2 separate regions of the Homo sapiens genome follow, and region 2 is linked to region 1. The links are chromatin loops, found by intact Hi-C in ENCODE. Cell type or tissue: thyroid gland. All regions are shown on one strand. Each heading gives the region's core, and the rest is flanking DNA. Links, peaks and the distances in the headings are about the cores only. Region 1 overlaps DOCK7 (dedicator of cytokinesis 7). Region 2 has its middle 47 kb from the start of DOCK7-DT.

What was found. Hi-C counts contacts between places; a loop is a spot of excess contacts. Peaks named below come from ENCODE experiments on the same cell type or tissue, not always from the same donor. Only the 100,000 strongest peaks of a DNase experiment are listed, where the experiment ranks them.
Region 2: a loop joins it to region 1, with 2.6 times the contacts of the local background. A loop is called at or near these places in 55 of 110 quality-filtered maps.

The regions. Positions count from the first base shown.
Region 1 is chr1:62,529,249-62,531,748 of GRCh38, reverse strand. DOCK7 (dedicator of cytokinesis 7) reads left to right here. Exons shown (of 50, transcript NM_001367561.1): 30 at 2,303-2,472. Among named protein-coding and RNA genes, the nearest start is that of ANGPTL3, 67 kb to the left of the region's middle. RefSeq lists a silencer at 894-1,102. In thyroid gland, for the core only: a CTCF peak has its summit at 1,040; a DNase peak (open chromatin) is centred at 908.
Region 2 is chr1:62,726,409-62,743,821 of GRCh38, reverse strand. No RefSeq gene overlaps it. Among named protein-coding and RNA genes, the nearest start is that of DOCK7-DT, 47 kb to the right of the region's middle. In thyroid gland, for the core only: no CTCF peak of the experiment used is centred there; no DNase peak of the experiment used is centred there; H3K27ac peaks cover 187 bases.

The DNA.
Region 1 (2,500 bases), core at 1-2,500:
ATGCAGCATTGTCTTGGAGAGATCCTTGAGAGGAATGTTTGTCTTTTAATCCACATGCTTGCTACGTAATCAAGAATAATTCCTTAAGTGGCAATAATATGTTCTATAATTAATGAAAGATTTGCTCTTTAGAAACTTTCATTGTAATTAGAAAGTTAAGACTGCAAAACAGTACACTATGATTAAATGTTAGTTTTGTAGTACATGGTTCTTTAGAAGATGAGAGGATTTATGTTCCTTAATTGTAGCATTTATAAAGAATTGAAGAATTATTTGAAGTATTGAAGAATTATTATGTTTGTGTCCGTGTTTCTCTCTTGCTAAAGTGAGCCACTTAAAAATGGGGAATGTCTTTATCTTCAACATCTAGAATAGGATATTACAGATCTTGTATTAATATATATTTAATAACAATGGGATTGAGCAATGTAAGCATATGAAAAGGCTTTATGAAGACAAGTGGATAGAGTTTATATAGATTGGAGTATGAGTATGGTAGCTGCTGAGAGATAAGGCATACCTTTGGCAAACATTAGTGCTGATACAGAAAGTCAAAGAGGAGAACGTGAAAAGCAATTGGCGAGAATCTAAGCCTTGAGAATAATGATGAGGAATCTGGGGAAGGTGGGAACTACTGGAGAAAATCCTGAGAAGAGAATATATAAGGTGACAAAGTGTCAAGTGGAGCTGGAGAATGAGATCTGAGATAGGTTCACTAGATGTGGTTCTTGACAATGTTTAAATGTATACTTTCCACCCACCGACCCTCCCTATACCCACTAGTCAGTAAAAGGGAAACATTATTGAGGCCCCAGGGCCATGGGGCTTGGGCAGGAGGCCACCCAGTGGGAGAAGGAGGAGCCAGGGGAGGTGTCTTATTTGACCTTCTTTTGGGGGCACAGCATGTTTTGTGGCTGTACTTCTTGCGGCAGTTACGGCACAGGGATGCAGGTGAGCATAACCCTTGAGGCAGATCATCTTGTCGCAGTTGTGTTTCTGAGCGAGCTGGTGCAGGCAAGGCCCATTGGTGCCACCTCACGGGCAAAGCACCAAGTGCAGGCAGACTCTTTCTGGATGTTGTAGTCTGAGTGTGTGGCCATCTCTCAGCTGTTTGCTTTCATGTGTTTTAAGCCTCTATAAAAGTATACTTTATGATTAAAGAGCTGGAAGAAAGAAGAAAGAATCTCCATCTAGATTTCACATACAGCTTTGTAAAATGGCAGATACAATCAAGGGCTCTGGGAGAAGACTACCTGTTTTCTAATCTCAACTTTTTAAAGTGATGATGTATTTTCAAGATAGGAAAGGCATATTTGAAGAAAGAAGGGAAGAACCTAATGAGGGGAGACATTGAAGCTGTTGAAAAAAGACAGGGTTCATTGAACATATGAAGAAATTATTTTCTGTGAGAAGGTACACTTTTTCTGAGACAAAAAGGAAAGACTCTTTGTGAGCTATAAAGATGGAATTGTGTTAAAAGACCTGGCCAGAGCAAATTCAGAATGGCTCTTCTTTCCTAAGTTGGAAGTAAGGTCTTCTGTTGTGATTGACAGTAAAAGGCTTAAGGAGAGAGAGTGAGATCTGAAACTGCTTAGTGGATGCAGCATTAAGGGCCAGTTAAAGTTGGAGTAGATGAATTTTAAATTAGAATGGTTTGCATAGTTAAAGTGCTGTCAGCTTAAGAAGAGACAAAAATGTTTAAGTGAAAGTGACCCTTGTTAGTGTATTAGCCCATTTGAAACTGAGGGGGATTGAGAGTCTAAAAAAGTTGTAAGGACCCAAATGAGGTATATTAGTAAAGAAGTGCAGTTTAAATAGAGATGTCAAAGGCAACCCCAGCCTGTGGGCTACATAATCCATTAGGTAGGGGATTTTTCTTTCCGAAAAAGGGAATAATTTATTTTTGGTAAATGTGAAAAGATCTGATTTGATGAAATAACAATTACAGCATTTTAAAATTTACCTTGTTTAGCTTCAAAATGTAACTATAAGTAGTCTTAGTTTCTTTATATTCAAATACACTAATAAGGAGTTAATGTAAAAATATTCAGATTTACTTCTAAGTGAATTTGTATAGCATTTCCTTTTCTTCAATTCTTATTTTACACATTTTTTACATTTTTATACATTTATTTTAAAATGAGAAATGTTTTATAGGAATGGAATGCATGCAAATATATGACAAAGGTAAGAAATTGAACAAAATTTATTCAATACCATGACTTACTGTTTGTTTTAAAGATGTTAGCTAATCTCTGTGGCCTTACTGCTTTTTCTTCTTTGTCTTCTTCTTTTTAAATAGACTGTTTGGATTGCATAAGAAAGTCATCAATATGGTACACAATTTACTCTCCAGTCACGACTCAGACCCGCGGTACTCTGACCCTCAGATAAAGGCTCGAGTGGCCATGTTGTATCTACCTCTGATTGGTATTATCATGGAAACTGTACCTCAGCTGTATGATTTTACAGGTACCTAGTATAATTAAGGCAAATATTA
Region 2 (17,413 bases), core at 7,747-10,246, 200 kb before region 1:
CAGTGAGAACTTATGATGTTTTGTTTTCCATTCCTGAGTTACTTAACTTAGAATAATAGTCTCCAGTCTATCCTGATCACTGTAAATGCTGTCAATTCATTCTGTTTTATGGCTGAGTAGTATTCCATCACATATATATGATATATGTATCATACATATCATACATCCATATGATATATGTATCATACATATCATACATACATATATGTATATATCTCATATATGTATATATCTCATATATATGATACATATATACACCACAGTTTCTTTATCCACTCATTGACTGATGGACAATTAGTTTGGTTCCACGATTTTGCAACTTGTGAATTGTGCTGCTATAAACATGTGTGTGCAGTATCTTTTTCGAATAATGACTTATTTTCCTCTGGGTAGATATCCAGTAGTGGGATTGCTGGATCAAATGGTAGTTCTACTTTTAGTTCTTTAAGGAATTTCCACACTGTTTTCTATAGTGGCTGTACTAGTTTACATTCCTACAAGCAGTGTAGAAGTGTTCCCTGTTCACAGCATCCATGCCAACATCTACTATTTTTTAATTTTTTTGATTATGGACATTCTTGCAAGAGTGAGGCAGTACCGCATTGTGGTTTTGATTTGGATTTCCCTGATCATTAGTGATGGTGAGCATTTTTTCATATGTTTGTTGGCCATTTGTATATCTTCTTTTGAGAACTGTCTATTCAAGTTCTTAGTCCACTTTTTGATGGGATTGTTTTTTTCTTACTGATTTGTTTGAGTTCATTGTAGATTCTGGATATTAGTCCTTTGTCAGGTATAGATTGTGAAGATTTTCTCCCACTCTGTGGGTTGTCTGTTTACTCTGCTGACTGTTCCTTTTGCCATGCAAATCTCTTTGGATTAATTAGGTCCCAGCTATTTATCTTTGTTTTTATTGCGTTTGCTTTTGGGTTCTTGGTCATGAAATCCTTGCCTAAGCCAATATCTAGAAGGGTTTTTCCAATGGTATCTTGTAGAATTATTATAGTTTCACGTCTTAGGTTTAAGTCCTTAATCCATCTTGAGTTGACTTTTGTATAAAGTGAGAGATGAGGATGCAGTTTCATTCTCCTACATGTGGCTAGCCAATTATCCCAGCACCATTTGTTGAAAAGGGTGTTCTTTCCCCACTTTATGATTTTGTTTGCTTTGTTGAATATCAGTTGGCTGTAAGTATTTGGGTTTATTTCTGGGTTCTCTATTCTGTTCCATTGGTCTACGTGCTTATTTTTATACCAGTACCATGCTGTTTTGGTGACAATGACCTTATATTATAGTTTGAAATCAGGTAGTGTGATGCCTCCAGATTTGCTCCTTTTGCTTAGTCTTGCTATGGCTATGGGGGCTCTTTTTTGGTTCCATATGAATTTTAGAATTTTTTTTCTAACTCTGTGAAGAATGATGTTGGTATTTTGATGGGGATTGTGTTGAATTTGTAGATTGCATTTGGCAGTATGGTCATTTTGACAATACTGATTCTACCCATCCATGAGCATGGGATGTGTTTCCATTTGTTTGTGTTGTCTACGATTTATTTCAACAGTGTTTTGTAGTTTTCCTTGTAGAGGTCTTTCAACTCCTTTATTAGGTATATTCCTAAGTTTTTTTTCGTTGTTGTTTTTTGTTTTTTGTTTTTTTGCAGCTATTGTAAAACGGGTTGATTTCTCGATTTGATTCTCAGCTTGGTCGCTGTTGGTGTATAGAAGAGCTACTGATTTGTGAATATTAATCTTGTATCTGGAAACTGCTGAATTCTTGTATCAGTTCTAGGAGCTTTCTGGAGGAGTCCTTAGGGTTCTCAAGGTAAACCATCATATCATCAGCAAACAGTGACAGTTTGACTTCCTTTTCACTGATTTGGGTGCCCTTTATTCTTTCTCTTGTCTGACTGCTCTGGCTAGGACTTCCAGTACTATGTTGAAGAGGAGTGGTGAGAATGGGCATCCTTGTCTTGTTCCCGTTCTCAAAGGGAATGTTTTCAACTTTGCCCATTCATTATTATGTTGGCTGTGGGTTTGTCATAGATGGCTTTTATTACATTAAGTTATGTCCCCTGTATGCCAATTTTGCTGAGAGTTTTAATTATAAAGCGATGCTGGATTTTGTTGAATGCTTTTTCTGCATCTATTGAGATGATCATGTGATTTTTGTTTTTACTTCTGTTTATGTGGTGTATCACATTTATTGACTCATGTATGTTAAACCATCCCTGCATCCCTGGTATGAAATCCACTTGATCATGGTGGATTATCTTTTTGATATATTGTTGGATTCGGTTAGCTAGAATTTTGTTAAGGATTTTAGCATCTATGTTCATTAAGGAAATTGGTCTGTAATTTTCTTTTTTGGTTGTATCCTTTCCTGGTTTTGGTATTAGGGTGATGCTGGCTTCATAGAATGAATTAGGAAGGGTTCCTTCTTTCCCTGTCTTGTGGAATAATGTCAAAAGGATTGGTACCATTTTTTCTTTGAATATCTGGTAGAATTCTGCTGTGAAACCGTCTGGTCCTGGACTTTTGTTGTTGGTAATTTTTAAATTACCATTTCAATCTCGCTGCTTGTTATTGGTCTGTTCAGAGTATCTAATTCTTCCTGATTTAAGCTAGGAGGGTTATCTTTTTCCAGTAATTTATCCATCTCTTCTAGGTTTTCTAGTGTATGTGTGTAAAGGTGTTCATAGAAGTTTTGAATGATCTTTTGTATTTCAGCGGTGTCAGTTGTAATATCTCCTGTTTTGTTTCTTAGTGAGGTTATTTGGATTTTCTCTCTTCTTTTCTTAGTTAATGTTGCTAATGGTCTATCAATTTTATTTGTCTTTTCAAAGAACCAACTTTCTGTTTCATTTATCTTTTGGTTTTTGTTGTTGTTGTTGTTTCAATTTCATTTAGTTCTGCTCCGATCTTGGCTATTTCCTTTTTTCTGCTGGGTTTGGGTTTGGTTTGTTTTTGTTTCTCTTCTTCCTTGAGGTGTGACCTTAGACCGTCTGTTTGTGCTCTTTCAGATTTTTTGATGTAGGCATTTAGGGCTATGAACTTTCCTCTTAACACCACCTTAGCTGGATCCCAGAGGTTTTGATAGGTTGTATCATTATTGTTGTTTAGTTTGAAGAATTTTTTAATTTTCATATTGATTTCATTTTTGACCCAATGCTCATTCAGGAGCAGGTTATTTAATTTCCACGTATTTGCATGGTATAGAAGATTCCTTTTGGAGTTGATCTCCAGTTTTATTCCACTGTGGTCTGAGAGAGTGCTTGATATAATTTCAATTTTCTTAAATGTATTGACGCCTATCATGTGGTCTATCTTTGAGAAAGTTCTATGTGCTGTTGAATAGAATGTGTATTCTGTGGTTGTTGGATGAAATGTTCTGTATATGTCTGTTAAGTCCATTGTTCCAAGGTATAGTTTAAATCCATTGTTTCTTTGTTGACTTTATGTCTTGATGACCTGTCTAGTGCTGTCAGTGGAGTACTGAAGTCCCCCACTATTATTGAGTTGCTGTCTATCTCATTTCTTGGGTCTATTAGTAATTGTTTTATAATTTTGGGAGTGCCAGTGTTAGGTGCATATATGTTTAGGATTGTGATATTTTCCTGTTGGACAAGGCCTTTTACCATTATATAATGTTCTTCTTTATCTCTTTTAACTGTAGTTGCTTTAAAGTTTGTTTTGTCTGATATATGAATACCTACCTCTGCTCATTTTTGGTATCCATTTGCACGAATGCCTTTTTCCACCCCTTTACTTTATGTGAGTCCTTATGTGTTAGGTGAGTCTCCTGAAGGCAGCAGATAGTTGGTTGGTGAGTTCTTTTCCATTCTGTAGTTCTGCATCTTTTAAGTGGAGCATTTAGGCCATTTACAGTCAATGTTAGCATTGAAATGTGAAGTACTGTTGCATTCATCATGCTCTTTGTTGCCTGTGTACTTTGGTTTTGTTTCTTGTTTTTGCTTTTTAACTTGTATTTTTGTTTTATAGGTCCTGTGTGATTTATGCTTTAAAGAGGTTCTGTTTTGATGTGTTTCCAGGATTTGTTTCAAAATTTAGAGCTCCTTTTAGCAGTTCTTGTAGGAGTGGCTTGGTAATGGTGAACTCTCTCAGCATTTGTTTGTCTGAAAATGACGGTATCTTTCCTCATATATGATGCTTAGTTTCACTGGATACAAAATTCATGGCTGATAATTGTTTTGTTTGAGGAGGCTGAAGATAGGGCAGAAAATTCTCCCACGAACAGACCTTCAGCTTTTCCAGTGGGGGTGTGTGTTCAGGAGAGGAGGGTCTCCCTTTCCCACTTCTGCAGTTGAGGCATTCACAGTATTTGGGGTGTCTCCCAGGTCCTGCAGCAGCAGTCTGCTTCTTTTAGAGGGTCTGTGGGTCCTCTCAGGATTGCTGGTTTGTTCTTGCAGTCAATCTGGAGCTAAAATTCACAGTGCAAGCCTCTGCATGCTGCTCTGTCTGGAGCTACAATCTAGTCCTGCCTGCCATCCGCCATGATCCCACAGTCTCCTTTGCCATTTTTTTAAAAACAATTTTGTAGAGATTAGGGCTTGCCGTCTTGCCCAGGCTGATTACTTAGATTGTTTAACATCAGGTAGCTCTAGGTTGACATTTAAGCTAGGCTTGGTAGAATACTCATTCCTTCTTAAAATATACTTTTTGCTTCCACTGTGATTCTGAACTCCATGTTCATTCTTGATCTTTTATTCATTTGGTCCCAGACCCTATACTGGACTCTGGGAATATAGCTGCAAGTATGATAGGAAGCCCAGCCCCCCAGGGAGTGTATATTCTAAAAAAGGAAGGCAGATTCTAAGCAAATAATTACAAATGCAAGGTATCACATTGTAACATCTTTTGTATTACAAAAGGTAATTATGGGACTGTATAGCAGGAGAGGATAACCTAAATTGTGAAATTAGGGAAATTGTCCTTGAGAAAGCGATATTTTAACCAAAGGAAAAATAGAAGTTAGCTCCATAAAGAGAAAAAGAAACAGAATACAAAGTAAAGAAGGCCGGGTGCAGTGGCTCATGCCTGTATCCCAGCACTTGGGAGGCTGAGACAGGCAGATCACCTGAGGTCAGGAGTTTGAGATCAGCCTGGCCAACATGGTAAAACCCCATCTCTGCTAAAAACAAATACAAAAATTAGCTGGGCATGGTGGCAGGCACCTGTAATCCCAGCTACTTGGGAGGCTGAGGCAGGAGAATTGCTTGAACCTGGGTGGCAGAGGTTGCAGTGAGCTGAGATCGTGCCATTGCACTTCAGCCTGGGTGACAAGAGTGAAACTCCGTCTCAAAAAAAGAAAAAAGAAAAAAAAGAGAATACAAAGTAAAGAAATAGCAAAGTGAGAGTCTAAAGTGGCAGACAAACGCCAGGTTTAGGAAAGGTCCTACAAACTCTTGCCAGCCATCTTGTCACCATGAAGGGAGTCAGAGTTATAGGCCAGGGTTTTTTCAGACTTTACCTTAAGGGCACAGGCAAGTCTTTGTAATGTTTAAAACTGAGAATAAGATTTGATCGAGTGTTTATTGAATGCCGTGCCTTATTCTAACTGCTTACTTACCGATGTGACAAGTACTGTTCTAAATGCTTTACAGGTGCCATTATCTTCATGATATTATAAGGTATTTCTCTGGACTCTCCATCATAGTCTAGCAATTTGCTATCTGCCTCTCTTGGAAGTGGAAGTGACATGATCAGTTTTGAATTCAGAATGGAAAATGATTTGAAAGAGAGTATAGTTAGGATGCTTTTGGTTATAAATTATAAAAAAAAAACCTAACTGAAAGTGGCTTCAACAATTGAGTTTCTTGCGTTATATAACTATAAGCTCAGAGGTAGAATGAACAATGTCATGATGTCTTTCCATTTCTCTTGTTTGACTTTTGCATGGTCTACTTCATCTTAAGGTTGGCTACCCTCTTGATCCCAAGATGGGTGCAGCAGCTTTCCATATTTCTTTGTTCATGCCTCTCTCAGAGGGAGAAACTTCCTCCCAGAAGCCCCCAACAAACATTTTATGGGATCTCATTGGCCTAAAATAATAAGGATTGTGAAGGGAATAGATAAATTCACTAAGTGAGTTAGTGAATTTACTAATTCAGTGGAAATCAATAGGAATTCACTAGGTAGCCAAGCTAACCAGAATCCACTCTTGGAACTGAGGATGAGGTTAAATCTCACCCAAATTAGATGGTTGAGAATGGGAAAGTGGTGTTTCTCCAAAGGAAATTTTGAGTACTGCTACCAAGAGAAGCAGAAATAGATGCTGGGCAGCAAACGCATAGGGAGCAAGACTTGAGTCAGGGAGCCAGTTAGAATTCTTTTGCAGTAATACAAATGAAAAGATGAGAATGGTCTGGACAAGGAGAGGTCAGTGAAAGCTGAAAGAAGTGGACAAATTCATGTGATGCTTAAGAGGTGGAATGGACATGACTTGATAACTGGGTGAGAAATATTAAAAAATGAGGGGAATTGTTAAAAATGGCTTCAGGATTAAAGTTTTCTCTTGCCCAAGCTGTGACAGAGTTAGCCTAAATGTTTAAATAATTTATTGGTCCTGAGTCCCTGAATAAGAAAATCTTACCATAAACAAGTAAAAACAAACAAGCAAACAAAAATCAAAGGGAAAAAATAAAGAAAAGCTTACCATAGGTTTCTTTTTGGGTTGTTTGTTTGCTTGTTTGTTTGTTTTTGAGACAGAGTCTCGCTCTGTCGCCCAGGCTGGAGTGCAGTGGTACAATCTTGGCTCACTGCAACCTCTGCCTCCCGGGTTCAAGCAATTCTCCTGTCTCAGCCTCCCAAGTAGCTGGGACTACAGGCGCCCGCCACCATGCCTGGCTAATTTTTTTTTAGTAGAGACAGGGTTTCGTCATACTGGTCAGGCTGGTCTCGAACTCCTGACCTCAGGTGACCTGCCTGCCTCAGCTTCCCAAACTGCTGGGCCACCATGCCCAGCTCTTTTTGGGGTTTTCTAAACTAAATGTATAAATGGTTCCTTTGGCTGGGCGTGGTGGCTCACACCTGTAATCCCAGCACTTTGGGAGGCCGAGGCAGGCAGATCACGAGGTCAGGAGATCGAGACCATCCTGGCTAACACGGTGAAACCCCGTCTCTACTAAAAATACAAAAAATTAGCTAGGCGTGGTGGCGGGTGCCTGTAGTCCCAGCTACTCGGGAGGCTGAGGCAGGAGAATGGCGTGAACACAGGACGCGGAGCTTGCAGTGAGCGGAGATCGTGCCACTGCACTCCAGCCTGGGTGACAGAGCGAGACTCCGTCTCAAAAAAAAAAAAAAATGGTTCTTTTACCCGTTAGAGTTCGCTCTTGTTCTTTTGGGCCCTCACATGTTTAATTCCATAATTTACTGCTTATCTGTACCATATTCATTCAAATATTAAGGTTACTTCTATCTTAGTGTATTTATATATTAATACTACGCTAGGCAAACATCTGACCCTTAATACAAACTATTGGTCAATGTGTTGAAGTTAGAAATTACTTCAAAGTAGTTTTTTTTTAAGTGTCACAAATTAGTATACCCAGAATTGAAGACACAAACGGGAATGGCTGCTCAGCTGATGATTCCCCTGTGGCTTTTTCTGCTAAGAGATTCCAGATCCCTGGCCACAAAAATAGGCAGGATCCAGCCTGGGTCACTTTAAGTTACTCACTTCCCTAGGTGCAATGATATGTCCAAGGGGTGGGCTTATGTTTCCTTTCTAGAAAGTTTTTAAACTGAAGCTGAGGAAAAGAAATTCCCTCTCTCCTAAAATGACTAAGCTTGAAAATGACTAAGCTTGAAAGAATTCAATTCCAAGTTGCTTTGGCTGTGTACTCTTCACTAATTCAGCTCATCTTAGACGTTTTGATTAACATCAGCGTGCAGAAAGATGCAGAGACACAGATATGTAAAGGGGGAGAGAGGGTGAGAGAGAGAGAAAGAAAGTAAGAGAGAGAGAGAGAGAGAGAGAGAGAGAGACAGAAACCATGAAATCTGGTAGCATTTATATTCCTGGATCCAGATGTCCCTGGAGCCAGCTCTACTTCTGATATTTCTGCAGTTTGATCACATGCTCCACAAAAGCAGGGATGCCAAGGGCCTAGCACATAAGAGGCCATCCAGAAATAATTGTTGAGATAGAGACTTCACTTTGGGCCATGATGGAGTGACAAGGGCCAGATTTACTCTCCCATCTGAAACAATTTTTAAAAATAGACCAAATACATGACACAATGGTTTTCAGACATTGGCTATCAGGAGGTGGAGGACAATGATCCCTAGAGAGAGAGCGAGTGATCACCCCACTTTCCTGCCTAGAGAGATTCCATATTATATTGCAAAGAGGAGGAGTCCAAGTGGAGCCTCACAGTCTGTGAGTTGAGGAAATGGACCTGGGAGAAGACTGCTGCATAGGAGAGCTCCAGAGATCTGTAGAGGGTCTCCCTTCCTTGTTTAGCTAAGTATCGATCAGTGTGTGTGTATGAGGAATGATCTGAGGTGAAAGCTCTAAAAAAGCCTTCAACATTCATAATAGTTTATTTTGGCCAGACCTGTGCTCTGATTTGGGAAGTAAATGTATCCATAGTTTCAAATGAATAAAAACTCTAATAGTTAAAAAAAAAAATCATTGAATAAATGCGAGTCAATCAAGTCTTTTTTCCTTAAGCCAGTTCCAGTTGGGTTTCTGTCATTTGCAACCAAAGAATCTTAATCAATATACCCTACAATTCCACTTCTCAGAGTTTATCTTCAGGGGCTAATGAAGGATTCCAGAGACTTTAGTTATAAGAATATTTATCATTTTAATTATAAGTATTTTAATTATAAAACTAAAAAATCAGAAACAAACCAGAAAATTTTTGTGCAAATTATGATAAATTTGTCTACTAAAATACTTAACATGACATTTTAGTGGCTTTTATTCTTTTTTCTTTTAACTTGTCTGTATTTTCTGTTATTCTACCACAAATTTCTTTCAACTCTTTTTATAAAAATGCCTGTCTCCTTAGTTGGCCTCTAAGTTTCTAGGTTCTTTCTTTTTCTTCTTTTCTTTTTCTTTTTTCTTTTTTTGAGACAGAGTTTTGCTCTTGTTGCCCAGGCTGAAGTGCAATGGCGCAATATAGGCTCACCACAACCTCCACCTCCTGGGTTCATGTGATTCTCCTGCCTCAGCCTCCCAAGTAGCTGGGATTACAGGCATCTGCCATCATGCCTGTCTAATTTTTTGTATTTTTAGTAAAGATAGGGTTTCTCCATGTTGGTCAGGCTGGTCTCAAACTCCCGACCTCAGGTGATCCGCCTGCCTCGACCTCCCAAAGTGCTGGGATTACAGGCCTGAGCCACTGCTCATGGCCAGTTCTTTCATTTTTTGAGTTTCTGTTTCTGATCTAAAGTTTACCACTGGTTTCCAATTTGTTTGTGAAGCAGAGAATATTGACACACTTTTAGTTGCTTGCATAATTCATTCCTTTCCTATAAGATTATAGACTCTTCCTATTTCCCCAGATCCTTTTAAAGGTCTCTAATCTTTGCAGTTTTGTTACATAACTGTTCATACTGCACACATACAGGCACAATAACAATCACTGAGTAGATGGTTAATCTTTCACTAATAGCCTAAGAAAGAAATGCTGTATTGTCAAAGGCATGTGTTCAATAAATTGGGGCCAGAGAATTTAAACTTTTATCAAAACACATTGAAGCAGCTCAGTTATTAAGCTCCGAGATGTTTCACATGTCTGGCTGACCTAATGCTTTGGCAAATACTGAAAGTGACCTATGTCCCTAGGGGGACACATGTTACGTGTAACAATTCAATGTCCCAGATTTTCCAAAAAAGACCTGATTTCTTTCTTTCTTTGTTTTTCCATAACAAAGGTCATTCTTTTATTGGATTTTGACTTTTATATCTCTGGAAGGCTTTTCCTGAAAATGAATTCATGTATTTAAATAAAAGATCTCTAAATAAATTAATGCAGGAACAGAAAACCAAATACTGCATATTCTCACTTATAAGTGGGAGCTAAACATTGAGTACACATGGACACAAAGAAGGGAACAACAGACACTGGGGCCTACCTGAGGGTGGAGATAAGAGGAGGGTAAGGATTAAAAAACTACATATCACATATTATGCTGATTATCTCAGTAACAAAATCATCTGTAAAACAAACCCCCATGACACACAATTTACTCGTGAAACAAACCTGCACAGGTACCCGCTTGGGCCCACACTAAAAGTTGGAAAGAAAATAAGTAAATAACATATTTTGCTAGATTACAAATCTCTCTCTCTCTTTTTTTTTTTTCTTTTTTTGAGACAGGGTCTCGTTCTGTCACCCAGGCTGGAGTGCAGTGGCATGATCTTGGCTCACTGCAATCTCTCCTTCCCGGGTTCAAGAGATTCTCGTGCCTCAGCTTCCCAAGTAGCTAGGATTACAGGCATGCACCACCATGCCCAGCTAATTTTTCTGCATTTTTAGTAGAGATGGGGTTTCACCATGTTGGCCAAGCTGGTCTCTCACTCCTGATCTCAAGCGATCCACCTGCCTCGTCCTCCCAAAGTGTTGGGATTACAGGCCTGAGCCACTGCACCTGGCCTCAATTTTTAATTTAGAAAAGATGATTACCAAAGCATCAGGGTTGGAACAATTCATCTTTAGGTAGGATAATGTGATATTACAGTAGGATCAAAAAGAGATATGAGTGTTGTGGATAATAAAAATCAAATTAAGGCCAGGTGCGGTGGCTCACGCCTATAATCCCAGCACTTTGGGAGGCCAAGGCAGGAGAATCACTTGTACCCGAGAGGTGGAGGTTGCAGTGAGCTGAGATCATGCCACTGCACCCCAGCCTGTTTCAAATATGAATAAATACTTAAATAAATAAATGGAGAAAAGTTAAGCTGTTCTGGTTAAGAGAATATGAAAAGCAGAAGCCCTTTATCCAAATTTGGTGGGTTACTCTTGCTTTTTTTCTGTTTATTAGAGGAAAATTAGAACAAGGAAAAAAGAGTAAACATCACTAAAAATTCCACTACCTAGAGAACTGCTAATGAAATATATTTTTTCAGACTCTAAAGAATGTCTTCTAACAAATTTGATCAGCAGAATGAAATCTTTTCCCCATCTTTCCATGGGGCTGGGAGAGTGAGATTCTGGGCCAAGATTCAAAGTGAAGAAAGAAAATGTTGTCATCAAATTCAGGAGGCAATGAAATGCGTGGCCAGAAAGAGGAGACAAAGGCCAGAAGCTACTGGAAAATGAATTTGATTGAACAGCCAGACTAGAGCAAACTCTGAGAGTGCTGGGTAATAGCTAAAACAGCAGGGCTGGAGGTCCTTTTGCTCGCTTTTTTATTGCCCAGCAACTGTAAGCTGTTGGTTCAATGGGAGTCATTTAAACAGTCAGGGTTGTTAAGAAAATAAAGCGTGGAATGTGGCCATTTTGTTAAACTTATGAGACTGCAGGTGTGAATTTTTGGTTAAAAGTTTTGACTGCTGTAAAAATGTTACTTCGAATATAATTTGAGTTGTAAGGGCAAAAGAAAGATAATCCTCCTATACATTTTGTCATTTAATTGGGATGATTTTTCAAGTTTCTGCAAATATGGTAATTGCAAATTTAAAGCACCGAGCATTTATTGATGAACAATATTCCCATTGAAAGAAATATAAGTGAGCAAAGTTGCAATACATTCTTTAAATTTTTTTTTCCTAGGAAAAGAGTATGAGGGTATTTGATACCCCCTGATTTCTCCTAATTTCTTATATCTCTAAGGCAAAAAAAAGGGAATATGACTTGCAAGAAATATTCTCAGGCCTGAGTAAATAGAGATTTTTCCACACCTGTTATTTTAAAACATTACTATTAGGCCGGGAGCGGTGGCTCACACCTGTAATCCCAGGCCAGCACTCTGGGAGGCCGAGGCAGGGGATCACTTGAGGTAAGGAGTTCGAGACCAGCCTGACCAACATGGTGAAACCCCGTCTCTACTAAAAATTCAAAAATTAGCCAGGCGTGGTGGCAGGTGCCTGTAATCCAGCTACTCAGGAGGCTGAGGCAGGAGAATCAGTTGAACCTGGGAGGCAGAGGTTGCAGTGAGCAGAGATGGCACCACTGCACTCTAGCCTGGGTGACAAAGTTAGACTCCCTCTCAAAAAACAAACAAACAAAAAATTGCTATTATTTGGCCTATTTTCCCCTCTCTTTACCAAATCTATAAAGAGATTATTAAAATATTAAAACCACCAGGCATGGTGGTTCATGCCTGTAATCCCAGCATTTTGGGAGGTCAAGGCAGCTGGATAGCTTGAGCCCAGGAGTTTGAGACCAGCCTGGGTAACAAAGTGAGACCTCGTTGCTAAAAAAAATTTAAAAAAGTAGCTGGTCATGGTGGCAAGTACTTGTGGTCCCAGCTACTCAGAAGGCTGAGGTGGGAGGATCCCTTGAGCCTAGGAGGCAGAAGCTGCAGGAAGCCAAGATACCACTGCATTCCAACCTGGGTGACAGAACAAGATCCTGTCTCAAAAACAAATAAATAAGGCTGGGCGTGGTGGCTCACGCCTGTAATCCCAGCACTTTGGGAGGCTGAGGTGGGTGGATCACCTGAGGTCAGGAGTTCAAGACCAGCCTGGCCAAGACGATGAAACCTTGTCTCTATTAAAAATACGAAAAAATTAGCCAGGCATGGTTGCAGGTCCCTGTAATCACAGCTTCTCGGGAGGCTGAGGCATGAGAATTTCTTGAACCCGGGAGGCAGAGGTTGCAGTGAGCCGAGATCGCGCCATAGCACTCCAGCCTAGGAGACCAAGAGCAAAACTCCGTCTCAAAAATAAATAAAATAAAATAATGCAAACTCAGATATTATTTTGACAGTCAAAAACATTTGTCTCAAAACTTTCAACCTAGCATGTCAAGGTTCAAAACCTCTCTGAAACAATTGATTATTGTTCTGTATCCTTCACTAACCCCTTCCACACCACATCCATCCGGGCTGCGCTTTCAATGCCCCTCCTACGCGTTCTTAGCATATCATTCCTACCTACCACCTTTGCATTAAAATGATCTGCTTATCGGCTTCTCTGGCTAAACTGTAAGCTTCTGTATGGAAAGCCTCCACAAACCCCAGATGAGACTGAATTCCCCTATTACAATTGTCCACAATTCCCTATAGTTTGGCTTTATAATACTTACGCGTGTGATCATATTTGTAACAGGAATGGCAATTAATGCTCTCTAGTCTTACATACCCATTAAGGCTGAGGCTTTCTTTCACACACCATCAGTTTGCAATGTTTCAGGTGAGAAGACAATGGAGCAATATCTTCAGTATTCCAAGGAAAATGGTTTCAACCTAGAATTCTAAATGTAGCCAAGCTTTAATTCAAGTGTAGAAGAAAGACATTTACAGATGTCTGTGTTCTTAAAATTATACCCAACATGTACTCTTTCTTGGGAATTACTGGAGAATGGAAGCACAAAGCAAGAAGGCCAAACATAAAAGAAAGAGGATCCAGAAAATAGGGACTCCAACAGAAGCAGGAGAACTGACTCCTCAGGAGGAGCATGCAGGAGATCCTAGAGTGACACCTGCAAAACATTTCTAGAAAGCAATCTGTTCACGTTGGGGGCAGGGTTAACAGAGACCTCCAAGAAGGATGTTGTCACAAAATGAATGAAAATAAGAAACAACCAATGTATTTTAACATTATGAAAGGAAATTTATAATTCTCGAGGAATGTTTGAGGATGAATTAGTTATAGGTACATAGAAAAGTAAGCAAACAATATAGGCAATTATTAATTCCGGGAAAACCAAAACATATTGTATAAAAGAGGAAATGTAGTCATTGTACAATGTATGGTCATGTTGAATTAACCAAAAGTTGTGCAATGATGTAATTATATAGGGAGAAATGGAGGAGGAAAAGAATGTATGTGAATGTGTTTGTGATGGGGTGTGGTGTTGGGAGCATTATAAGAGAGCTTAATCTTCATCTTCCATAGCAGGAAGCCAAAATATATGAAACTGAACAATCTCCAAATAGCAGCAATACAAGAATGTTATTTAGGAAGACAGAGGCAAGTATGAGAAGAAACAACTAATAAAATCTTTTAAATGTTGCCTTTGAGTACTGGGGATTGGGGGTAGAAAAGGAGAAACAGTGTACTGCTTTTTTCATTATAAGCTTCATAGAATTATGTAACTTTAAAAACTCTGTACAAATATAAACTATTGTTTTAAATAAAAGAGGAAGAAACATTCAACATTTTTTTTCAAGCAATCTTTTGAAAATAAAAGGAATGCTGTGAGGAAACTGAGGGGTGTGAAAGAAAGCCTCAGCCTTAATGGGTATGTAAGACTAGAGAGCGTTAATTGCTATTCCTGTTACAAATATAATCACACGCATAAGTATTATAAAGCCAAACTATAGGGAATTGTGGACAATTATAATAGGGAAATTCAGTCTCATCTGGGGTTTGTGGAGGCTTTCCATACAGAAGCTTACAGTTTAGCTTTAGCCAAAGAGAAGCCGATAAGCAGATCATTTTAACACAAAGGTGGTAGGTAGGAATGATATGCTAAGAATGTGTAGGAGGGGCATTAAGCCCAGCTCGGATGGATGTGGTGTGGAAGGGTTTAGTGAAGGATGTAGAACAATAATCAATTGTTTCAGAAGGGTTTTGAACCTTGGCATGCATAGGTTGAAAGTTTAGAGGCAGGCTGGGCGCAGTGGCTTACACCTGTAATCCCAGCACTTTGGGAGCCCAAGGCGGGCAGATCACAAGGTTAGGAGATGGAGGCCATCCTGGCTAACACGGTGAAACCCCATTTCTACTAAAAATACAAAAAATTAGCTGGGCGTGATGGCATGCGCCTGTGATCCCAGCTACTGGGGAGGCTGAGGCAGGAGAATCGCTTGAACCTGGGAGGCAGAGGTTGCAGTGAGCCGAGATCGTGCCACTGCACTCCAGCCTAGGTGACAGAGCGAGACTCTGTCTCAAAAAAAAAAAAAGAAAGTTTAGAGGCAAATGTTTTTTGACAGCCGGAATAATACCTGGTTTTGTTTTATTTAATTTATTTATTTATAAATAAATATATGGAACACCATTATATAATATTTCTGTGATACAGACACGATAGATGTAAAGAACCTCAAGAAGATAGATAATAGTAGGATTCACTACAATAATTAGGAAGTGATAAGTTTTGAGTATTGTCTGTTTTTAATATAATTTATTTCATTATGTTATAATAAATATTCTGTTTATTTAATTTTTAATAATGGTTAACCACTGTCTCATAAAATTCCTGAATATAAGCCATCTATTCTTATGAGCCAGTATGAGCTGGCTCCAGCACTGTTGGAAATGTTATAATATCTTGAAATATTAATATTTGTGCTTTTTCTCCTCTGTACTTTTAAGGTAGGAGGCGGGACTTGATTCTAGGGGTGGGACTTGGATACTGGACTAGACTGAGGACTAGCCAAGACACTTTTTCACACTTTCTCCCTGGTGTTGCCAAGGAGAAAGCAGTTTTCAATCAGACCCACCCACCAGTGTGCCATGTCAATTTACCGTTGCCATGGCAACACCAGGGTTGTTATCACCCCTTTCCATGGTACCTAACCATTCAACAGTTACTACCCCTTTTCTGCATAAACTGCCCCTTAATCTGCATACAATTAAAAGTGGGTATAAATATGACTGCAAAACTACCCCGAGCTGCTACTCTAAGCCCTGTTCTGCGGGAGCAGTCACCGAGCTGTAACACTGACTGTTCAACAAAGCTGTTTTCTTCTTTCTCTGGATTACCCTTGAATTCTTTTCTGGGCAAGGCCAAGAACCCTCTCTGGCTAAGCTCCACTTTGGTGCTTGCCTGTCCTACATCACTTTCTTGCACTTGATCTTTTGCCTGTAACTCAGAGGTATCTATGCTGCCTTGAGAAGTATGACTGTTATAGTAGGAATGAAAATGGCAAGAAATAAAGGACCTTATTATGCATGGTAGATTAAAAATGTGCCTTCACCACTGGTTCTTCCTGAAATCCCAGTAATGTGACCTCAAAAAAGGTATAAGCCAAAAATGACCAACAGAAAGGGAGAGGAGACAACATAACAAAATTTGAAGAATGGAAGCAGGGGAATAAGTGAGAACAAATATTCCCATCTAGAGAAAATTCAGATCTAAACTTGAAGAGGAGGAGGGTAATAACAAGCTGATTCATGCTGTGAATCACCCCAAAAGCTCAGGAATGGGGGGAATTAGAAAATAAAATTGGAGGAAATCTCTGAGAAAGTAGAGCCAAAATATAAAAATGAAAATGAAAGCCGGGCACAGTGGCTCACGCTTGTAATCCCAGTACTTTGGGAGGCCGAGGCAGGTGGATCACCTGAGGTCAGGAGTTTGAGACCAGCCTGGCTAGCACGGTGAAACCGTGTCTCTACCAAAAATACAAAAATAAGCCGGGAGAGGTGGCGCGTGCCTGTAATCCCAGCTACTCAGGAGGCTGAGGCATGAGAATAGCTTGAACCTGGGAGGCAGAGGTTGTAGTGAGCCGAGATTGCGCCACTGCACTCTAGTCTGGGTGACAGAATGAGACTTTGTCTCAAAAAAAAAAAGAAAAGAAAAGAAAAGAAAATGAAAAAGAGACAGAAAATAGAAAAGATAAGAAAAATACTTACTTCAGCATCTAAATAATAAGAATTTCAGAAAGAAAGAATAGAGAAAACAGAGGGGAGGTGATAATCAAATGCAGGAAAATTTTCCACAACTGTATTGACTTTCTAGAGTAAAACAGCATGCTGTGCTCAGCATAATAGACTTTAAAATACCCACACCAGAGCAAAAGATGGGAAATGTTATTTACTAGGGACAAAAAAAGTTCCTAAACATTTCCAAAAAGAAAAAAAAAGAGGCCACAAACAGATAGAAAAGAATGGCCGTGTGCGGTGGCTCACGCCTGTAATGTCAGCACTTTGGGAGGCCGAGGTGGGCGGATCACGAGGTCAGGAGTTCGAGACCAGCCTGGCCAACATGGTGAAACTCCGTCTCTACTAAAAATACAAAAATTAGCTGGGCCTGGTGGCGGGCACCTGTAATCCCAGCTACTCAGGAGGCTGAGGCAGGAGAATCACTTGAACCCGTGAGGCGGAGGTTGCAGTGAACCAAGATCATGCCACTGCCCTCCAGCCTGGGCGACAGAGTGAGACTCTGTTTCAAAAAAAAAAAAAAAAAAAAGAAAAGAAAGAAAAAGAAAAGAATTGGATTTTCTTTCTTTTTTTTTTTTCTTTTTGGAGAGCTGGTTGTTGTTAAACATTTATCAGTGCAACACTGTCTATAATCTTCTCTATATTATAAAGTCCACGAGGGCAGTAACTTTTT